3 separate regions of the Mus musculus genome follow, and regions 1 and 3 are each linked to region 2. Evidence: chromatin loops called from intact Hi-C (ENCODE). Cell type or tissue: heart. All regions are shown on one strand.

What was found. Peaks named below come from ENCODE experiments on the same cell type or tissue, not always from the same donor. Only the 100,000 strongest peaks of a DNase experiment are listed, where the experiment ranks them.
Region 1: it touches region 2 in a loop (4-fold over the local background); 7 of 42 quality-filtered maps call a loop at or near these places.
Region 3: it touches region 2 in a loop (4-fold over the local background); 2 of 42 quality-filtered maps call a loop at or near these places.

The regions. Positions count from the first base shown.
Region 1 is chr10:117,978,709-117,986,708 of GRCm38, reverse strand. No RefSeq gene overlaps it. Among named protein-coding and RNA genes, the nearest start is that of Gm32663, 30 kb to the left of the region's middle. In heart, no CTCF peak of the experiment used is centred here; DNase peaks (open chromatin) are centred at 3,208 and 4,028; H3K27ac peaks cover 5 bases.
Region 2 is chr10:117,903,018-117,911,017 of GRCm38, reverse strand. Gm32605 (a long non-coding RNA gene) reads right to left here. Exons shown (of 6, transcript XR_872076.3): 5 at 6,743-7,474; 6 at 4,857-6,568. Among named protein-coding and RNA genes, the nearest start is that of 4933411E08Rik, 18 kb to the left of the region's middle. In heart, no CTCF peak of the experiment used is centred here; DNase peaks (open chromatin) are centred at 4,497 and 5,147; H3K4me3 peaks cover 1,296 bases; H3K27ac peaks cover 1,252 bases; H3K27me3 peaks cover 209 bases.
Region 3 is chr10:118,046,897-118,054,896 of GRCm38, reverse strand. Gm32663 (a long non-coding RNA gene) reads right to left here. Exons shown (of 6, transcript XR_003948955.1): 2 at 2,271-2,372. Among named protein-coding and RNA genes, the nearest start is that of Gm32663, 38 kb to the right of the region's middle. In heart, a CTCF peak has its summit at 4,879 (motif pointing right); DNase peaks (open chromatin) are centred at 2,616, 5,376 and 7,866.

The DNA of each region.
Region 1 (8,000 bases), 76 kb before region 2:
ATGACCCACAGACAGCAACAGCAGCAGTAGTAGTACTGTGTGTAATCAGAAACACAAGCCCTTACGCCCTGCACTCCCCCCAGTCACCAGCTGCATTTGAACAAGAGTCCTGAAAGGTGTTGTAAGGCTGAGATAACAACCCACTCTTAGACTGTCCGTTGCTATTAGTCTAGTAAATTCTGTAGCACCTCAGAAACCACAGCTGGCTATGAAGGACTCGTGTTGGAGGTCTTTCTATGTGGTGTGCATGTTTGTGTACATGCAGGTGGGGAAGGGTGCATGTGCACATATGTGCATGTGCGTGTAGATGACAGGGGACAGCTTCAATGTCAGTCACCGTCTCCTCCTGTTTGGGTTGGGTTGGGTTGGGTTGGGTTGGTTGGGTTGGGTTGGGTTTGGTTGGGTTGGGTTGGGTTGGGTTAGTTTGGGTTGGGTTGGTTTGGGTTGGGTTGGGTTGGTTTGGGTTGGTTTGGTTTGGTTTGGGTTGGGTTGGGTTGGGTTGGGTTGGGTTGGGTTGGGTTGGGTTGGTTTGGTTTGGGTTGGGTTGGGTTGGGTTGGGTTGGGTTGGGTTGGGTTGGGTTGGGTTGGGTTGGTTTGGGTTGGGTTGGGTTGGTTTGGGTTGGGTTGGGTTGGGTTGGGTTGGGTTGGTTGTGGAGAGGCATGGCACACAGACCATGGCACTCATGTGCCATCACAGGACAACATTCAGGAGTCAGTTGTTGCTTTCTACCATGTGAGCTCTGGGGCTCAAGCTCAGGACATCAGACTTGGGGACAAGTATCTTTGCCTACTAAGCAAACGCAGGCTTCCGCAGCCAAGTTCATCTGTTTGTTTGTTTTTAACAGAATCTCTAAGAATTTCCTCACGCTTGCAAGCACTTAGCTGGTGGCACCATCTCCTCGGCTTCATGGAGGATGCTTTCTGGGTGCTGCTGAGAAAGATGTGACATTATTTGGGCCTTCACCACATGGCAGGCATGTAATTCCCAGGATAGCAGGTGCACTGCTAATAAAAGGCAGATCGAGTTGGAAGCCAGCTAGCTTCTGGGTCCCCATTTCCCATCAGTGGAATTCGAAGCCAGAAGCAACCTCCCAGCAGGGGTCCCATTGACATCTGGGACCAGGCTATTTTGTGAGGCCAGTCTATGTCCTACATGGTGGCAGGGGTTCCTGTCCATCACCCACTACAGATGTCCATTAGCATAACAATCTGGGGACCCCTTCTCTACTCCCTGATACCTGTGAGGTTTTACTGACCACATCAAGAGCCATTGTTTCATATCGTATGGCATTCAGTCATTCTGAGAAACCCGTTTTCTCGGTTTGTTTCTTTCTTCCAGTGTTGAAAATACTTAACAAAACCCTCTAAGCTTACATTATGTTTCATTTCAACAGAAGGCTATAACTATTTAGGGCATGCTCTGTGGAGACGAGAAGACGAGGCTCCTGCCTTCTAGCGGAGGACCATCTGGTTAAGGAAGTAGGAGTTGGTATGCGCAGTAGTGAGGAAGCAATTCAAAGCACTCTATAGTAAAATCTAGAACGACCCCAGAGTCCTAGATCCGTACTATGGCTTTGTGCCACCTACTGAGATGACTGCAGTTCTCCAAGTTCCCGCCCCTCCCTCTGTAAAGAAAATAAAGTATTATTCAACAGTGACCATTCATCACAGGCTGGTGACTAAAACATGATGTGTGTTCCCTAAATATCAGCCATCCCCGCTGATCCGCTTCCTCTCCATCAGGGAGGAAAGTGGATTTCAATGAGATGGGAGATGTGCATTGTGGGGGAGACGGGATACTGGGCAGCCAGCACACCGTGAGTAAGAAAGAGCCTGGTGTCAGGAGGGAGCTTAAGCTGGGGAGGAAACTACAAAGGAGACACACCCCAGACTGAGGAGAGAGTCCAGGCCGAATTGGTTATGAGAGGGAGTCCAAGAAAGTGAAAATGAGTTTGTATTTAGTATGTGGACTCAAAATCTCCTGAAGGTTTTTATATTTTTTATTCTGTATCAAGACTTTCAAATACAGAAGAATTTCGAGTCTATAGGCTAGAGTGAAGCTTCCAGACTCTTCCCACAGCAGCCTCCAAATAGGGATCTGTCTAATACTGATGTCTTTGTGTGTTTGTTTTTGTGTGGTAGATAGATAGATAGATAGGTAGATAGATAGATAGATAGATAGATAGATAGATAGATAGATAGATAGATAGATAGATGTAGGTGTAGATGTAAGTGTGGATGTGGTGTAAGTGTGTTCGGGTATACATGTGTGCATGTGTGTGTTGAGGCCAGGGGTCAGTGTTAAATGACTCCCTCAATTGTCTCTATTTCTGAGGTAGGCTCTCCACTGAACCTGAAGTGCCTCAATTCAGCTAATCTGGGCGACTAATGTGACCCAGGGATCCCCCTGTGTCCATCCCCAGTGCTGGGCTTACCACACTGGGGTTCTGTATGTGTGGGCCAGAGAGTCAAATTCACAGAGGAACTCGGAGACTTGTTTCATCCCCTCTGTCCCATGTCACTGGTGTCTTTAAGAAGTCAAAAAAACAAAAAACAAAAAAAGCAAACAAACCAAAAAAAAAAAAACAAAAACAAAACCAGACACTGCAGTCATCTTATTTTTTTAAGATTTATTTTTATTTTCACCCCCATTTAAATGTGTGAATGTGTGTGTGTGTGTGTGTGTGTGTGTGTGTGTGTAAATTGTGTGAAAGTGTGAATGTCTGTGAGAAGGTGAGAGTGTGTTGTGTGTGTGTTTGAATGTGTGTGAGATTGTGTTGTGTGTGAGAGTGAATGTATGTGTGTGTGAGTGTGTGAATGTGAGTGTGCACGTGAATGTGTTTTGTGTGTTGTGAGAATGTGTGTGTATGTGTGAAAGTGTGTGTTTGAATGTGTGTAAGAGTGTGTGTGAATGTGTGTATGTGTGAGTATATGTGAGTGTGTGTGTGAGTATGTGTGTGAATGTGTGTACGTGTGAGTGTATGTGAGTGTGTGTGTGAATACATGTGTGTAAATGTGAATGTGTATGTGAGTGTGTGTGAGTGTGTACTGTAAGCGTGTGTGTGTGTGTGTGTGTGTGTGTGTGTGTTTGTGTGTGTGTGTGTGTGAGCATGCGTTCATGCAATGTGTGCAGGTGTCCTTGGAGACCAGAAGCATAGCAGATACCCTGGAGCTGGAGTTACAGGAAGTTGAAAGCTGACTGACAAGGGCTCTGGGAAGCCAACTTGGGTCCTCTGAAGAGGAGGAAATACTCTTGACCAAGAAGCCGCCTCTTTACTCCCGTCCCACCCTTTCAGCGGAAATGTTTTGGTTTGGTTTGGTTTGGTTTAAACTCGAACGCTATCTAATTTAGTGTCAATTTTAGTAAATGTGCAGATTTGAGTTAAGTCACATAAACTGATAAATAAACCCGGATATAGGGAGATGTTTGGTCCTCTATTTTATGAAGTGCAGGATTTCATCATCGAAGGAACCAAAAGCCCCTTAAACACCGTCCCAGAGACCCCTGCTCACGATTGTGCTAAAGCTGCTCTCCACAGAGTTCCTGCTTCTGCTGCTCATTAGGAAAAGTACTTCAACACCCAGCAGAAAAGAATAATTAGCAAATCAATTAATTAAGGGCCTAGCAACACTCTTCCTGCCAGCCTCAGCCACAGCTTCCTTGTAAATAAGCTCTTTTGCCTACATTAAAGTCATTAGCTCTCCATATGTAAATAGTAAAGCCCTTGGATTTCAACGGACTGCCTATCAGGGAACAGATTTCAGTCCACCTCGATGTAGTCAGGATACTGCAGACAAAGAGCCATGCTGTCTTAACCAAGAACACAGCTATACATAGCTTCTGGGTCCATTCATTTCCCAGATTCACCTTTCCTCCTTGGGACATTAGCCAAACATCTATTTTAGTTATAACACAGACACAAGGAAACGCTATAGTAATTAAAGAAACCACCCATTTCCTTCCCCTGACGTTCCAGGAAGCCACGTTATTTCTGCAGACCAATCTCTATTTGCTGACAATTCGCCTGAGCTTGAACAGCCAAATAAAATGTCCTAGAAACTGTCCTTGCAGCGACAGCCAAGAACACATCTGAGTCTCGGCTCCTTCCACAGGAAAATGCACACCAACAAAATATGTGCTTGTGTGTATTTAAGACACGAGTGTCTAGGGTCTCATTAGGTTCTGAGAGATTTAAAGTCCTACCACCCTGTAAAAACAAGCGTTTGAAGGAACTGGCCCTAAAGTTAGCTGGGTCCTTTGCCAAATTCACCTCATATTTTTATTCCTGTGGTTATCCTCTTTTTAAATTACTGCTGTTTATTTTTGTGCCTCTTGCCATCGTCTCCATCGCCACTCTCTTTACAGTGAGTTTTAAAACAAACAAATCGTTTATATTCATATACACCTGCTGGCCATTTTAGCTTTTCAGCGCCTGTCCCCCAACACACACGCTGTCGTGTCTTGGAGTTTTGTTCCTTTCTCCTTTTTTGTTCTTTTTCTCTTCTTTTGTCATTTCTCTTCTCCACTCTAAAGAAGAATAAACTATCGGAAGCCAGCCTAACAGAAATGAAGAGGGTCTAAAGCAGTGGTTCTCAACCTGTAGGTCACGAGCCCTTTAGTGGTCAAATAACCTTTTCACAAGGGTCGCCTAAGACCATCAGAAAAAAATCAGATACTTACATTATGATTCATCACAGTAGCAAAATTGCAGTTATGAAGTAGCAACAAAAATAATTTTATTCCTCACCACAACATGAGAAATTGTATTCAAGGGCGGGAGCATTGGGAAGGTTGAGAACCACTGGTCTAAAGAGACGTTTGTGTGGCTTAATCCATCAGACTGTTGAAACGATGGATCCTAAGAAGAAATAAAAATGAAAGAGTCCCTAGGAATCTCGAGGCAGAAGAAGGAAAAGGCCCCAGGCAGAGCGGGGGATTTGTCTCCCAGGACCCGATTCTAACAACTCGGCAGACTGCCTTACAGGATGAGACTGTAGCCCAGAAGATGAGCCAGGGATGTGAGGGACCACCGGAACTGTTAGATGCGCACAGCCTTGGTTCCTGCTGCCCCTCCCCCAGCAGCTCTCCCCTGTGACCTCAACCCCAGCTTGCCACCACTGCTCCTGACCGCCTCACCAACCTCACCTTAATGTTGTGAAACCACCTTTTACACAAAGGCGTTCAGGAGGTGGGGCCAGTCCGGACCCTTTAACATCCATTCTGTGGGTTCTGGTTTGTTTGATTTGCTTAATGGAGACAAACCCATTACCTGCCATGGGATACTATAGCTTTGAAAGACCTGGGACCATCCATTTATACTTTATATTTAATGCAGCTGGTCAGCCTTGGGTCGTGCATCTGCCTTAATTTTTACGGTGTGATGGGTTTTGGGGATTTTTGTTTTTTGTACTAAGCAAGATTCTATGACTGCCAGCTGTCCCTTCTGATCCATAAGTTAAAACCAATGATTCTTTCTGACAATATTCAGTACTTATTGTAGAACTTGTGGCAAAGGTACTATTTGCCTAATTAGTTTAGGCAATTAATAATCTTTGCTGCCCCAAACTATAAACTTGCAAAAAGCAGCTTCCCTTCGGTGTCTCCTCTCTGCTTCTTCTACCTTTTACATTGCTTTGTCTCCAGTAAATAAATAAACAAATAAATAAACAAACATGGTGTCTGACAGCAAGGCGGGAGGCAGAGGTAGGCCGATCTCAGTGAGTTCGAGGCCAGCCTGGTCTACAAAGTGAGTTCCAGGACAGCCAGAGCTACACTGTGAAACTCTTGTCTTGAAAAAACAAACCAGACCAAACAAAAGGTGCTTGCATATATTAATGGAGATATGTGTGTCTTATAATTTTTAATTAGAAAATAAGTAAATGCATGTGGAACAAATGAGCAAACCCCTCTGTCTCTTGTACCCCACCATCTTTTAATGTCATACCCAATCATCAGACCCCAGCCCTGGTGGCAAGATGACCCTGGCAGGACCAGAGACGAACATGCCCTGCCTCTGACTGGCTGGCTGTGTGCACAGCATCTCTGGATCCTTTCTGGAACAAAGCAGGAGGCACAGGGAAGAAGCACTGGCTTTCCCGGCAACAGTGTATCTTTCTGTAATACTTTCCATTTAAAAGCTATCTCCCTTTATAAATGTTCTCGACATTTGCACGTGATCAAACCTGAAGTCTCTGGGCCCTAAGGTGATGGATTTTAACTTACATACAGGAAATTCTTCAAACCCAAGTAGAAGTTGGCAAAAGATAACTTTTTCTATGCCACTTTGTAGAAGCTGCTAATGGCAAAGCAGGCTGTGCAATATAAATTATTCAGATCATAAGTCTAAAACCATTAGTTCATTGTGATCAATAACCTCTAAGAGAGCTGGCGTGTGGGATTCAGTTTGGGAAACATAATTAGTTTTGAAATATTCAAATTAAAGGAGACTCGGAGCTTCATAAAGAGCAGAGTGTCCCGATTTGTAAATAAGAGAATGCTGGATCCTGGTCTCTATCATAATGAATCCAAATCGTCCTCCCTTTCCACTTAGATAAAATTTCCTATATTTTTTTTTTTATTAAATCACATTCCTCTGGTATTACTAAAGCCTTGATTGCTGAAAAATGTTTGGTGGATTCTGCGAAGTCAGCTAAGGCCATTTGCTGACAAACTACGCTGTGTCATCCTAGGAAAAGCAGAATTAAATCCTAAGTGTCAGTGTTGAAAACTGTCCCTTCTACACCACAAAGGATTTTACCCACACTGACAGTTTGTAAAATTAAAAGGTCCAGACTACCATCCTTGCCATGTGACCTACATAAGCTATATTATTATCTAAAGTTTATGTGTTAGGTCCCGTTCTTGCAAAGATAATACATTGTCTTCTAACTTTCAAATTATTTGCCCAGAGAAGTGTTTGTTTTTTCTTAAACCTGGATCATTAAAATTACACTGGATTAATCCTTGTTTTAAGATAGTTTTTCAACATCCATACTGTTTCTCTTAGGGTTTCTATTGCCGGGAATAGATACCATGACCACAGCAACTCTTATAAAGGAAAACATTTAATTGGAGCTGGCTTACAGTTTCAGAGGTTTGGTCCATTATCATCATGGCAGCTGACATGCAGGCAGACATGGTCCTGGAGAAGGAACTGAACGTTCTACCTCTTGATCTGTAGGCAGCAGGAAACTGTGTGCCATAGGGCCCAGAAACTTCAGGTTTGATCACGTGCAAATGTCGAGAACGTTTATAAAGGGACATAGCTTGAGCACAGAAGACCTCAAAGCCCACCTGAATATGACACACTTCCTCCAGCAAGGCCATACCACCTCCAACAAAGTCACATCCCCTCCAGCAAGGCCACACCCCCTCCAGCAAGGCCACATCTCCTCCAACAAAGTCACACCCCCTCCAGCAAAGCCACACCTCCTCCAGAAAGACCACACCCCTCCATCAAGGCCACACCCCCTCCAGCAAAGTCACACTCCCTCCAGCAAGACCACACCACTCCAACAATGCCACACCTCCTAATAGTGCCATTCTCTACGGACAAACATTCAGACATATAAGTTTATGGGTCCATTCCTATTCAAATCACTACACTGGTGATATTTTGACTCACCATTTATTTGGTATGGAGGCTGTCCTGTGCATGGCTAGCGTCCTCCTTCTCTACCGACTGCACCGCAATACCACCTCCCCAGTTACCTTCCATCACTTATGAGGAAGGAATATATTGTCCCAACTAAAAACCACTCTAAACTGGGCAGTGGGGGCGCACGCCTTTAATCCCAGCACTTGGGAGGCAGAAGCAGGCTGATTTCTGAGTTTGAGGCCAGCCTGGTCTACAGAGTGAGTTCCAGGACAGCCAGGGCTACACAGAAACTCTGTCTTGAAAAACAAACAAAAACAAAAAAAACAAAAACAAAACACCCTAGTTGTGTTTTCATTTTAATAGGCTCTCACTAAGTTACCCAGGCTGGCCTTGAACTTGTGA
Region 2 (8,000 bases):
TCTGGACTCTTATATGGAGCCTATGAGAAAGCGCATGTGAAATCGTATTATACATTCTGAACCTCCTGCAGAACCACATTCCCAGACCTCCAGTGGATGCCTCGACCACAACTAGGGCCAAAAGCTAAATACACGTTATTGCCACATAGCATCAGAGTTAAATCCGCGGGCTTTGCCCTGGTGACTCTTCTGTATCGGTACCTTGCCGCTCTGGAACACTAAGGTACAGAGTGATGAACAGGAGGGCAGTGTATATGGCCTGGATGCACTGCACACCACAGGGGACAGGGGGGATGTCCTCAGTGAGACAGAGGGACAGAGTGAACGGTTTCATGACACACACAACTCTAAACTTAGAAAGGGTCATTATCTGTCATTTTCCATTCATTTTTAGACTATGACTACACGAGACTGAAACCTAGGAAAATGAAACTGTGCACAAGGGCAGAGGGGCTGTCCCATGCATTCACTGTGTAAAAATGCAAAGTTCTCTCTTTGTCTGGCAGTCTTCTCGCATTGTCTCTGGTGCTAGGACCGCCTTCCCACCTTTTTAATGCCTACGGTCTGTATCTCAGTTACATCTTCTAGTTTATCTCTGGTTTAAATTGTTTTGTTTTAATCCATCTCATGTTTGTCGGTAGCTTGAGTTTTGCGACAGAATGTTTTGTAATCCAGGCTAGCCTAGAACCCCCTTAACGGCCTTGACCTGGTCCTCCAGCCTTCATCCCTCAGGTGCTGGGATTACAGCTGTGCACCACCACAGCAGCAACGACAGGCTGCTTGCTTTCCTGTTTCTCTCCCATCACCCTCTCTCTTCTCCAGTCCCTGGCTGGGGGATGGGCCTGTTGGTTTGGAGGTTTGTTACTGCTGTTTCTCCTTTCCTCCATCTTTCAGCGATCTCATGCCCCGCCCAGAACAGATGTTTCTAAGCTTATGAAACAAACTTGCTATTTACTTATTAGCACAGTCCAGTGCCACAGTGCACATCACCCATCACAGTCTGGCGAAACTATGTTCACGTTTCGTTTGCTTTCCATCACAGCGTACCTAACAACATCAACTTAAAGGCAGGGTGGCTTACTTCAGCTGATGACTTCACAGACTTTAGGTCACGGTCTTGACGTCATTATTTCTGGGACTGCAGTAAAGGGGGAGGGGGTAACACAATGAGAAATCTGATAGAGCAGAATCGCTCACCTCGTGTACGGGCAGTACACAGGAATCCTAATGTGACCTTCAAGGGCACGGCCCCAATGTCCTGACCACCTCCCACCTCTCCAAGGTGCCACATTTCTGCCTAGCACACCACCAGCCGGAGACTGAGCACACCTTAAACATTTAAGTTTTGTTTTTGTTTTTAAATGTTAGTTTAATTTCCCCCTGTGATCACCTTGTAGTTTTCAAAATACTTTTAGTGAGCACTGCTAATCAACTCAAAATTCACTAACAGTGACTTTTTCCGTTCTATTTTTTTTTTAACATGACAAAATACAATATAATAAGATAAAACAAAACCTGTCGCATGCAGGCTGGCCAAGGCAACCAAACCATAGGAAAAGGGCCCCAAGAGTGATGAGTGACAAGATGACTCCTGGTGATTCCCCTGTGTTGAGCTTATCTGTGTCCTGGGGATCCCCCCCCCCCTTCATCAGAAAGAGATACTTCTGTTCTTTTCAAGGTCAGAGGATAAGATACATTTCAACTTCCCTTTTGTATCCTAGGTTACTGCTCACTTAGCTGTTAGGAGGGACACACATGCTAAAGAATCAAGCCTTCCCACCACAACCTCGCTGGTTGTGAGATATATGCCAATAGGCCGGGTGCAAATATTAGATGCTCGTTACCCTGCCCCTGCCCATAAAGCTTGCAGATTATTTTAGCCCTGGTCAATATATTGATTGTGGCCTTGTAGCAGACTCCCAACAGAACCAGCCAGCCAAATTGCTTCTCAGTCCTCACAGAAATTGTGAGGAATAAAAAAATGTTCATTATCATTTTTAAGCCATTAAATTTTCTAATAATTTGTTATGTGGAGACAGACAACTAATATTCTTGCCTTTTTTGTATTAAAAATTATACACACACACACACACATATACATTTAGAAATATACACACACATATGTACATTTAGAAAGAAATGCTTTCTGGTTGCTATATATCTGATATATGTATATGTGTATATGTACACACATATACATATATCACATATATATATACATATATATATGTATATATATTCAGATCTATATATCACCGGTAGGAAAGATTTGATGTGTGATAAACTCTTCTTCAGGCTGGAACTCTCTGACCTAAAGTTTTAGTGTTGCCCCTCCTGCAAGCCTTCCTTTATTTATTCATAAATTCCTACCTGTGTATCACCTTTTGGTTTTTCTTTCCAAAAGTTATTACCATTTGAAATGATGAAGAGATCCCGTTCAGGATTAAAAATAAAAACAAACAAAGAACCGGTCTGTACTCTGTCTGCCAGCCGTTGCCGTAGGAGGCCAGGGAGACAGCCTGCCATTTCTCTGTGGCTTCCCGAGCTGTGTGATACAGCCTGGCGTGGAATCGGAGTTCAGCAAATATTTGTTGAATCAGTTAATGAATTTCATTCCACATCTAATCCATAGAGATTACCAAAGTCCTCACAGGCCTCCGGGAATCCAGCCGTGTGTTGCTTTTCTAAGGGAAACACAAGCTGAAGGAGTCTAGGCTGGTATTTCAGCCTAATTCCCTTTTATTATCAGCCTAATCTTGGATCATGTAAATGATGATCGTACTATATCCGTCAGGATGCTCTGCATGAAAAGGGCTCAGTCATAGCTTATCCTCATTCAGAGTGAATCTAGAGATTCAATTAAATGATGCCCCGCCAGAGCTCAGTTCTAATACGGACGGAGGGATGTTTTGACGTTCGATGCTTGTCTTAGGTTAATAGCACTGTCAGGTTGTATTAATGGGTTATTAACTCGATGACTTGACTTCCCAATTTGAGAAAGAGGTCAGCTAGGTAGTTACACCTACTGATATGCCTTAGCAAAATTTCACTTACCTGAGAATATTACTATGAGCAGAGAATGTACGGATAAATGCATGTAAAACAAGAACAAATAAAAAAAAAATTGGGGCCGGGCGTGGTGGCGCATGCCTTTAATCCCAGCACATGGGAGGCAGAGGCAGGCAGATTTCTGAGTTCGAGGCCAGCCTGGTTTACAAATTGAGTGCCAGGACAGCCAGGGCTACACAGAGAAACCCTGTCTCGAAAAAAACAAAAATAAAGAATTTTTTTTGTGCCAGACTTTGGATAATTAAAGAAGGTATTTTAGTATTTTAGGATGACTACAAATCCATTGTTTTAGGGCTGTGGGATTTATTTTCTATTTTACACCTTATTGGCTTTTTTTTAATGATGCTATTTGTCTACTTTATTATAAGAGCCTGGATTTCACTAATTAATTATTTTTAATATATAGATCAGGTTAGCCTTTGAATAGTCTGTGTAGACTGTAATGACCTTCAACTCCTGATTCTCCTGCCTCTGCCTCCCAAGGATTATGTGTGAACTACTATGCCTAGCGGGAGTCTTGCTTTATACAGTCAGATTTTTATACGTATTAAATTATTAATTTTAGACTGTACATATTATATGAGAAAAAAATCCAGTAACACTGGCAAATTGAAAAGAAAAGTTCCAGAAATAAAAAAGATTTCCCTTTTGGATCTTTTGGATTTTGTGATATGTATGTATGTATATATATATATATATATATATATATATATATATGTATGTATGTATGTATGTATATATATATACACACACACACCACACCCACATTATATATATATATGCATATATATACACACATATGAATACACATACATATATGTGTGTGTATACATATACATATATCCCATCACCAGATTTGGTCCTAGCGTAGATACACATACCTGAAAAGTCTAGTATGTGGACTCACCCTCTCTTTCACCCTAGCGTCCCTGATTGTCAAGAATCCTTTGGGAAATAAATATTAGGTGTCGTTTGGACTTGGCAGTTATACCTCATTCTCAAAGATTTTCAACTCGTTTTGAAAATTGGATATCCTTGGGTGTTTACAAGACGTAGATTTAGAATCTTAAAGTCCTTTCCTTACCCCGCTAAAGACTCCTTTCCTACCAACCGCCTTCTGACTGACATTAACATACTGGAGTCTAACCAACTTCAAAGATTGTAAAAACAGCTATGACGTCTGGTGTTTGTGGAGTCCTTTCCACGTCCCTCCAGTCAGGCAACATGTGACTATACCAGGAAGCTTCCCACCCACACACAGCCCTGAGTGACTCTGTCCAGAAAGTGGATGCTTTAACCAAGAACCTCTCCAGCCCCATCTGTTTCAGAAAGCCCTGAAATTCGGATCTAGGACCCCACCCTCTCTGATCTGTCCCTCATCCTGGGGCAGTCTCCAGCCTCTACTCTGGTCCACCCGTCTCACCTCAGATCCACTCGGCTGATCCACAGGCCTGCCCTAGGCTCTCTAACAACAGCAAAACAACTGACTTGCACCGAATACTTTGGGAGTTGGGTCACAGGAGGGTGGAGGACCACAGTGGGACTGAGGGGCTGCGGGCAGGCTGGTCCTCCCATTGGCTCAGCCCTCTCCTCCTCCCCAGCCCCACGCGCTTGAAGTTCCTGCCAAATCGCTGCCTTTGTCTCAGAAACATTCCGCCCACACCCCAAACCCTCAGGAGCTCTCTTCTGCTCTCCAAACTCTCGGGGTATTTTTCAAAGTAAATACATTTCCCATTCTGAGAAGGATTCTGGTGCCAACTTTAATAAGAAAACATTCCTCGGCCTTATCACGTACGATGCACCAATTTAATCACGATTTTCTTTTTTAAATGTTAGAGCGTCCAACGTTCGAATAGACAGCAGGAGGTTTCCATGTATTTTAGAGCTCGGGAAGCCTAACTCTTACCAAAAATAAAATCATTTAAAAACAAAGGGGGAACCCACAGGCAGAAGTGCCCGGCGCGGGGGAGGGGCGGGGGCGGACGGCTAACAGCTGGTTTTCAGCGCTGGTTCCTAAGTGGAGCTTTAGAGAGGAGTTACTTGTCATCAGAGCTTCCAAAGTCAAGTTACATAAAACAGAACACTCCCTTTTACTTTCTAGACACCCACTGTGGTCGCAGCGAACTGCGAACTGCGACCCAGCGCGAGGAGACGCAGAGGATGCACGCCCTTCGTTTGTGCGGGGATCACCAAGTCCTCTGGTCCTCTCTTAATTGAGGGATTGGCACACCCGAGATGACATCACAAATTCCTTGAATTTTCCTTAGAAACAGCCACTGCCCTGTCACTTAGGATGGACTGTGAGAAGTCCTTTTCTGAAGGAAATACATCTATCTGGAAGCCACTAAATTGCATCTAAATATAGATTAGTTTACTGAGCGAGCAGGAGCCAGTGCCTCTGAGGTATTTTATTTCTGTGATATAATGAATTTCACAACTGAATGTGAATAAAGGAAAGTTGCCTCTCTCTCTCTCTCTCTCTCTCTCTCTCTCTCTCTCTCTCTCTTTCTGGAAATGTTTTGTGGAGATATTATGTCCCCACCACTACATGCTGGCTCAGTTGATAATGGCTATGTGAACTGTTTCTTGAAAGGGGTATAATTTCCACATAATTTGGGGAGTGTGGTTATTATTCAGATATTTATACATAATTATTACAGCTTCCCTTAGAATGAGTTCATGTGTCCTATGTGTCCATGGTCAAGCCTAACTCGGCTATTAATTTCTCTGATTCATTGTGTTTTATCATCACAGTGGGTTTTAATAACACAGTCAGTTCTGCTGTCTCCACAAAAGGAAATGCTCTTCCAAAGGGACGGTCTGCCAAACCTAAATAACTTCTGCAGTCTTCTACAGTCAGTATCAGCTTGTACCACTGAAAAACAATGCACCGTGTTGGTGTTGGTGTTGATGATGACCACAAACTCAGGTTGTTGGGGTTTTTATTATTATTATTATTATTTGGTTGGTTTGGCTTGATTTTGGTTGTTTTGTTTGAGACAGGGTTACTCTATGTAACCCAGGCTGCCCTGGAACTTGCTTTGTAGCCTAGGCTAGCCTCAAATTCAAGAGACCAGCCTGCCTCAGCCACCCAAGCAGGGATCAAAGGCATAAGCCACCAGGGCCCAGCTGAACTCCTTTTCTTAAACCTGTCTACCACTGAGCTACAACCCTAGTCCTGACTGTACTATTTTCAAAGCAATTCAACTTAGTAAAGGCCTAGTCCATTCATAAAGCCTCTCTAAAATAATAATAGAAATGAGTTGCCTAACTAATTTTTTTGCTGTGTCTCTGTTTGACTACACGGCATTGAAAAAGCAAGTCACCAGAATGTGACACAGAAGGACCTGGAACGATGGATTTCTCCCCAGACCCTGTTGAGAACTTCGGTCATCTGACTTCCAAGGCCGTGAATCTCCTCGTGCTTCCAGGTTCCCTGCCAGCTTCCTAAATGCACCCTGGGAAGATCTTAGGACAGCACAATCCAATCTAGCAAGTGCTGTGATCAAAAAAAAAAAAAAAAAGAAAGAAAGAAAGAAAGAAAGAAAGAAAGAAAGAAAGAAAGAAAGAAAGAAAGAAAGAAAAAGAAAAGTGACATTCGGGTGTGTAGAATATGCCTTTGAAAAAATACACCGAGAGTTTATTTTTAGGGCAGTGGAGCATTCTAACCTACCTGACACTTGACAGTGCCTTCAAAGACAGTGTGCTCAGTTCCCAGCTTTTCAAGAAGAGGTGATTTTCCGAGAAGTCCACCGGCCACTTGCAACACACCGAGAACTGTTTGAATCTGGACTCTATCCCTCGAAACACTTATTAAAAACCTACGGTATACAAGAAATCATTAGGCCCACAAGATAAACATAATAGCGCTGTCCCTTGGAAAACTTATGTCCTCATGGAGGATGAAGAGGGTGACGGTAATAAAAATAAACTCTAATAATTACTGTTTGCTTCACATGCGTTATCTTACATAATCCCCAGGACACCCACGGCGGGGAAAGACAATTACTCATTTTCAGATGAGCAAAGAGAGGCCGAGAACTTAAACAATCTTCTCGGGCCAGAAGACACCAAGTCGGGAAACCAAGATTTAAGTTCTGAGAGTCCGACACAGCATCCCCGGCGCTCAGCGCTGCGCTATAGAGCAATACCCACACGAGTGATGCCAAGACAGAAATGTGGGTACGGCCCGACCAGTCATGGAAAACAGAGTTATGGAGAGATGTGAGAGATACTTTTAAAAGCTGAGGCTACTGTGGTAGTTCAAATGGAAATCTCAGACATTCTCCTTTGTCTTCATAGCCTCCTTTCGAGCTATCTCCTTTATAGGCTCCTCTTGCTTCTCTTCAGGTTCCCAGGGGCGTTCCCATTGTCCTTCTTAGCTACCGACGTCTCAGTGTTTTTTCTGAGGAAAAACAAAGAACAATCAGAAAAGAACTGTGAAACACTACCAAGGCAGGGCATCAACCACAATGCTCTGCCGTCTCCATTGCCTCTGCCCACGCTGCTGTGATATTGGATGTCCCTCCCCTGCATGCTGTGTGCCCCCCCCCGTTAGCCCTCCACTGTACACTGGGTTCTAGGCTTTGCCATTGCATCTCATTCTATATCCCAGGCTGGTCTGGCACTCAGCATATAACATTAGGCCACTCTGACCTCCAACTCCTGGCAAACCTCCTGCCTCGGAGTCCCAAATGCTAGGGTGATAAGCATATACCACCACACCTGTCTGATTGTTTCCTTTTTAATAATTCCATGCCTAACCATTGGGGTATCATGAAGTTTGTCTTTCTTGGCCTGTTCTTTTCCCCTTGATGACCTCATCTGAGCATGTGGCTGTCAATATCACTCGTAACGCTAACAATTCTAACATTTTCTATCTGGAATATAGGATGCTTTCTAAGTTCCCGAATTATGCATCCAATTGTTTA
Region 3 (8,000 bases), 140 kb before region 2:
AAAATTGGACATAGTACTACTGGAGGATCCTGCAATACCTCTCCTGGGCATACATCCAGAAAATGTTCCAACTGGTAAGAAGGACACATGCTCCACTATGTTCATAGCAGCCTTACTTATAATAGCCAGAAGCTGGAAAGAACCCAGATGTCCCTCAATAGAGGAATGGATACAGAAAATGTGGTACATTTACACAATGGAGTACTACTCAGCTATTAAAAAGAATGAATTTATGAAATTCCTAGGCAAATGGATGAACCTGGAGGGCATCATCCTGAGTGAGGTAACCCAATCACAAAAGAACTCACATGATATGTACTCACTGATAAGTGGATATTAGCCCAGAAACTTAGAATACCCAAGATACAATTTGCAAAACACATGAAACTCAAGAAGAAAGAAGACCAAAGTGCGGACACTTTGCCCCTTCTTAAAATTGGGAAAAAAACACCCATGGAAGGAGTTACAAAGACAAAGTTTGGAGCTGAGACGAAAGGATGGACCATCTAGAGACTGCCATACCTGGGGAGCCATCACATAATCAGCCTCCAAACGCTGACACCATTGGATACACTAGCAAAATTTTGCTGAAAGGACCCTAATATAGCTGTCTCTTTCTTGTGAGGCTATGCCAGGGCCTAGCAAACACAGAAGTGGATGCTCACAGTCAGCTATTGGATAGATCACAGGGCCCCCAGTGGAGGAGCTAGAGAAAGTACCCAAGGAGCTAAAGGAGTCTGTAACCCTATAGGTGGAACAACATTATGAACTAACCAGTACCCCAGAGATCTTGACTCTAGCTGCATATGTAGCAGAAGATGGCTTAGTCAGCCATCACTGGAAAGAGACGCCCATTGGTCTTGCAAACTTTATATGCCCCAGTACAGGGGAACGCCAGGGCCAAGAAGTGGGAGTGGGTGGGTAGGGGAGTGTGTGTGGTAGGGTATCGGGGACTTTTGGGATAGTACTTGAAATGTAAATGAAGAAAATACCTAATTTTTTTTTAAATCCCTTCATCCCTTGGATATGATATACTTTCCTGACATTCATTCCAATTTTTATTAAAATGTCTGCAACCAGACATAATTAATGTTTAAGAGCTGCCCTCATTTTTTGTGCTAGGAGTAGGTTAAATGCCTTGGGTTAAACTGCTCAGTCTAAGGCCCTTTTTGGTCACAAAGGAAGCAATGTCTACAAAATAGGGCCAATAAGTTTTCTAGGGGTAACGGAAGTAATTCTTCCTCCTGGAAATGCCAAAGTCATTTTTTTTTTCACAATTAGGGTTGAAGAAGGTTTAGGTTGAAGCTACCTTCAGGAATGACAAAGCAATAGCATAAGGAGAAACTGATTCTTCGAAGATGTCGTTAAACATTGAATCATAGGACCCTATGGCTGTTTCCTTGATCCTCAGGTTTTCTCTTACGTGGGAGCTAAAAGTAATGTTGTTCATCAGTGCACTCATTATGAGTTTGGTCTATGGTAAACCCATTTTCTGTTACTGTAACAGCACACCCGAGGCTGAGAGGCTTATAAAGAAAAAAGGTTTAATTTAGTTCATTGTTTGGAAAGTTCATCAGCATGTGCCGTTCTGACCTCGGCTCAGCTCCCGTGGATCCTCATGACAGATGGCATCACAGTGGCATAAGCATGAGGCAGAGGTCACTTGGGGGAAAGGGAAGTGAAAGAGACACTTGGGATCTCATGAGAACCATTATTCCCTTCCAAGGACACATGCATGAAGGAATGAACAACCTCACAGAAGGCTCCACCTCTTAAAGGTTCCATTGGCTCGCACACAAACATCTAAATTGCAGTAATGTTTTATTAACCAAACCTTCTGGGCTCTGGTAAGGCTGGACTGCCACAGTGACGTCCAACAATAATTGCAGAAGGGCCGGTATGTGTTCAGGTATGTTGCTCAGATCCTTGATTTTATGTAGACACCCAATTCTTCTGGAGAATTGCTGTGCTAGCCCAGCAGTCCCGCCTTGGTCTCCGTGGTCGAACGTGTGCTGCCCTCGGTCCTACCTAACTTGTGGTGAAATGAAAGGCCATGGAAGAGTCTCATGTCCCAGAGCCAAATGTGACACAAGACTTCCGCTCACATCTGGCAACACGCATCAGCTGGAATGACTTGGAAATGTCAGCGGCCATGTGCTCAGCTGCTTACCTAGTACCACCAGGGGAAAGTGGGAGGATTGCCATCAGACTTAGCCACGCCTACTGTCAGAGAGCCCACCTATAGGGACGCGACACTAGGAAAAACGCACCGTGATCCTATGCCTGTGGGTTGTAGAGCAAGGGTTGAAGCCAATTCATCGATTCTTCTTGCCGCTCCATGTATGTGTCAGCCTTTCTCACAATTCCAGAGCCTAAAATGACGTCAGACACCTTTGTCAGCATGCGTGTCAGAGGTTGCAGACGCCTGCTCATATCCTGCAAACAGCTAACAAGCTTTCTGCTGACCCCTCATCCGTGACCCTTTTCTACACGTAGGGCTGAGGTGCTGGGTCAGGGATGAAAGGGCGACCACCTCCAACCTGACCCATAGGAGCGATCTGGGCGGCCACGCTTAGATGCTACTGAAAGATTACAGAAGGGTGTAGAAGGCAAACAAGGTTAGAAATGTCAAACATTCAGCCTGGGGGGAACATGCAGCCTGGAGAAAGAGGAACCGCGGCCTGGGGGGAACATGCAGCCTGGAGAAAGAGGAAACGCAGCCACTAAACAGCAGTAAAACAGGCAGAAAGGGAAGCAGAGGACATCGTGCAGATAGGATGAATTCGGATCCTTTCAGACAAAATGTGTCAGAACATTTCTATCTTTCTTTTTTAATGCTGACTAATTTGAATTGGCAATGCCTTCTTTCAGTGGGGTTAGATTCCTCTCTCCTATCCTAAATTCCGGACACCAATTTCCTCTCCGCCAACATCCTAAAGAGTATCAATTTCTTGGCCATCTTGCTTGAATATTTCATAGAGAAACAAATACATTCTTTAATTTTGTTACCTAATTTTTAAAATTACCCTGTTTTTTTTTAAATAAAATATCTTGGTAATCTTTTGACGTGTATTCATAAAGAGTATTGCCATTTTATGGCGACAGCATATTTCATTGTATAGGATGCCCATAATTTACTTAACTACTTCCCTGTTGACAAATATTTGCATTGTTTCAAATCTTCTGCTCTTACTGTAACACTGTGAGCATTTCAATCACTCTAGATAAATAAGTCTATAGAATAAATTCTGACAATGGCGTTCATGAGGTGAAGTATTCAAGATATACACAATTTTAAAGGCTGATTCCAAATAACTGTTCGTGAAGTTATACAAGTTTATTACCCCACTGGTAATGTCTGAGAACACCAATCTCCTCATATCTGTTCACATTTGACTTCCTTCTCACCATGCAACAGTGGTGCCCGACTTCAGGGTCCCAACTCTTTGGGAGTCAAATGACCCTTTCACAGGGTTCACCCTAGACACCAGAATATTTACACTATGAGATCTATACCACAATTCATAAAAGTGGCAAAATTACAATTATGAAACAGCAACAGAAATAATTTTATGGCTGGGGTCACTACAACCTGAGGAACCGTATTAAAGGGTCACAGCATCAGGAAGGTTGAGAACTGCTACCCTGCAACAGTAAAAATGACTATCTGGAGCAATTTGATTCCTAACTACAGCCGTATAAAGCTAGCTATCTCTTAATGTGTTTAACAAGGACATCCTCTTTTCTGTGGATTTTATTTTATTTTACACATTTTTCGCATTGGACTTGTGGCCTTTTTCCTATTAACTTATGAGAAAGTTCTATACATAAAGAAGATGAGACCTTGTTCACTAAACTGCAAATGTTTTCCGACTTCATATTTAATTTATGACTTTGTAATGGTACTTTAAAAAAAGGTGTTCTCTCTCTCTCTCTCTCTCTCTCTCTCTCTCTCTCTCTGTGTGTGTGTGTGTGTGTGTGTGTGTGTGTGTGTGTGTGTGTGTGTGTGTGTGTGTTGGTATGTTTATGTGGATGCCTGCAAGTGTCCACAGAAGCCAGAAGAGGTTGTCAGATCCCCTGCAATTGAAGTACAGGAGGTTGTAAGCCCACTGATGTGGATGCTGGACCTCTGCAAGAGCAGGCAAATACTGAACTGCTGAGCCATCTCTCCAGCCCCTATGTAGCTTCCTGCATTGCAGGAAACCGTATCCTCTGCTCACTTTCTGAAGCATCACACTGAATTGAGGTGAAAGAAGCTGAACCTTATTAGAAATGAGGAATGGGGCACAGCCAAGGAGGAACCACACCCTTCATGGTTTCTTCTTTCATTCGACACCATCACTACGTTCTGGTACTAATGCTGCCACAGAGCTCAGCCCGCTGACTAGACAAAAATCATCTCTCATGACATCAGCCACCACAGTCCAAAGGAAGACAGACTTCCTGGCTGAATCAGAGAGAAATTGATGCTCTGAGGTCTCCAAAGAATGCAGTGACCACAACAGATTTCCTTATTCTGAAGCTACCTCCTCAGACCATCCAATTATAAGAGTCCAAAGAATCAGCCTGCAGATGACTTGGTAACTGAATGAGCAAAGAAAAGAAAGAAGGGGGGAAATGACTAATGGAAATCACACTGCAAGCAAGGGGTGTGCCACACAGGACCCAAATTGCCGGCAGCAGATAAGCAAGTAACCTTGGAACCTTTCTCGAATGAGGGAGGAGGGAGCCCTTTTCAGAGGATCACATATCAAACGCAATACAGAGGCAGTGGTGGGAGGGATGATACTTCTGTTGTTATTGTTGTTGTTGTTGTTGTTAACATTTGTTTATTATTACATGTAAGTACACTGTAGCTGTCTTCAGACGCACCAGAAGAGGGCGTCAGATCTCATTACGGATGGTTGTGAGCCACCACGTGGTTGCTGGGATTTGAACTCAGGACCTTTGGAAGAGTAGTTAGTGCTCTTAACTGCTGAGCCATCTCTCCAGCCCCACGATACTTCTTTTAAGGGTTTAGGAAGAAAACTAAGCAGTTCTATAACAATACCAAGAAAATGGGCCAAGACTGTTTGCAAAAAGAATGTTTCCTGCATTTCTCAGCCCGATCTGTGGCGGTTTCGGAAAGCCACCAGCATTCTGTCTCATCTGAACCAATTCTGCTCCTGCCTTGTAGGATCCTGGGAGCCTTACCCTTGTTCACCACCTAGTCCAGTCCTCTACAGTCTATCGGCTCTCTGTGTGCTTCCTTTTTCTCCGACTGGCCTCTCTATATATAACTTTTGCGCTGGACCCTGGCAGCGCAGTCCCAAAACCTGGCAGAGCAATCTTCCCCATGCCTTGGCTTCCTGACCCACGTTCGGGCGCCTGTTCCTCCTGGAACACTGCCCTGAACTTCAGCCTCCTTGGCAAGGGCACCAGCAGCCCTGCCAGCATCCTGTTCCTCTCGGAGACAGGACAGAGTTCTTTTCCAACCCGGATGGTACTCCAGGCTCCTCTATGGTCACTCTTCTCTTCCTGAGCACCAACTGAATATTTCCATTTGCCATTGTTCCATCCGGTCCTAGTATAGATCTCCCTCCCTCTCCTACGTGGGAACTCACAGATACCTGTGTCAGCAAAATCAAGTCCCGATTCATCACACACCAACTCCACCCACTTTCAACCGTAAGTGTGTTTATTAAAAACAAGAAAATCGGAGGTCCAAAAACTCCAGGTTTGATTAATCCTGCAGCCCGCGGTTGTCATGAAGGATCTGAGACTTCTCTCTTGGCTCTGCTAAATGTGCTGCCTACTTTTCAGAGAGCTGCATAGCAGCGGACCTGATTGGGTTGGGAAAGTCTCCCCGGCACCCTAGGAACAATCGATTCATCCACTAGGAGATACTGGCCAGCCAGCTGCTGAGCTACTCATGGTGTGAGGGAATTTTGACTAGCATCCTGGCAGTATAATATCTAGAGACAGAAAGACATTTCTTGGAACGTCTGTTTTGGAGAGAGAGAGAGAGAGAGAGAGAGAGAGAGAGAGAGAGAGAGAGAGAGAGAGAGAGAGAGAGAGAGAGATTGAGATTTTTCTAGAAGCATCACAGCCCACCACATCCCCCTGCCATCTTGTCCTGGTTGTGTCCCGGTGTTAATGTTCTAGCCAAGACTGCCAAATGGATAGAATGACAGGTCCCCTGAAGAACATGAACAACTGCTGCCTCACTGTTTGTTGTGTGTTCTTTTAGGTGGGAGATAGCTGTACTGGCTGGTTTTGTGTGTCAGCTTGACACAAGCTGGCATTATCACAGAGAAAAGAGGAAATGCCTTCATGAGATCCAGCTGTAAGGCATTTTCTCAGTTGGTGATCAAGGGGGGGGGGGGGAGCGTCCATTGTGGGTGGTGCCATCCCCAGGATGATAGTCTTGGGTTCTATAAGAAAGCAAGCTGAGCAAGCCAGAGGAAGCAAGCCAGTAAGTAACATCCCTCCATGGTCTCTGCATCAGTTCCTGCTTTCTGACCTGCTTGAGTTCCAGTCCTGACTTCCTTTGGTGATGAACAGCAGTATGGAAGTGTAAGCCAAATAAACCCTTTCCTCCCCAACTTGCTTCTTGGTTGTGATGTTTGTGCAGGAACAGAAACCCTGACTAAGACACTAGTCTTTCTGCTTGGACCTCTCTGGAGGATTCAGTGTGTTTCTGAACTGAGTAGGCTATGCCACTGAGCTCATTTGTAACGTGACTGTGACTGTACCTAAAGAATAAAAGACAAGAGAAACAGCGTTAGAGGTAGAGAGCAAGGAAGGGGGAAAATGGCATAATATGGTATCCAAGTATGAAAATTAGCCCCAAAAATGTAAATTTAAAAATATTCCAAAGAAGTAATCTCTATGAAATGCATACAGATTTTTTTCTCACCATTCATCAAATGATAAATCATAATGGATCAAATGTTATCTAGGAAGAGAACTGCTCTTTTCTTTATATGGAAGCCTGGACTTCCATAAACAATGAAGCAGTTGGATCAGAATTAGTATTCTCCAGCCAGGCTTAACCTGCTCCTCTCTCCAGCAAGGATGCAGCCTGTGAGCTAAAATGCATCTCGGGTTTTTCCGGAGGCACTGCTCTGCACTCTGAACTGAGGTTGCAAAGTTATCAGGATATGGTGACTTGTCCGTCCCTGTGCGGCTGTCTACACCAGCTTGCTTGTAAGAAGGAACCTGAAGACAGCTCTGATCATGTCAACATGGCATCTAAATGGCCCTTCTCTGAGCCCCATCTAGTTTCCTAAGCTTCTCTCTTCGATTAACAAAAACAAACCTTTGGGGCTGGAGAGATGGCTCAGTGGTTAAGAGCACTGACTGCTCTTCCAGAGGTCCTGATTCAATTCCCAGCATCCACATAGCAGCTCAAAATTGTCTATTATTCCACATATATATATATGTGTGTGTGTGTGTTGTATATATATAAAATGTGTGTGTATATAACTATATATGTTGTATATATATAGTATATATGTGTTGTATATACATATATATAGTAGATATATAGTGTGTATATATATATAGTTTGATATATAGTATATATATATAGTTTGGTATATATTATATATGCACATATATATATAACATATATGTATTATATAATATATTAATATGTACATGCAAATGTATATATTTCAATTTCTATAATATTTATCTGGGTTTTTTTTACACAAGCTTTATATAAATTTGTATTGCTTAGTTTTCTGCTAGATGTAATAAAATCCTTGCCAAAATCAACTTAAGGAAGGATGGGTTTACTTTGGCTCATAGTTTGAGGGTAGAGTGCATTGTGGGAAGGAGGTCACAGCGGTGGCTGAGGCCACTGGTCACACTGGGTCTTCAGTCAGAAGTCAGAGAGGTGGGGGCTGACACCCAGTGGTCCTTCTTTCCCTCAGTCTGGGACCCCAGCCTATGGGACAGTGACATCCACATTTGGGGCAAGTCTTCCTTACTCTGTTAAAACTTCCTGAAAACAC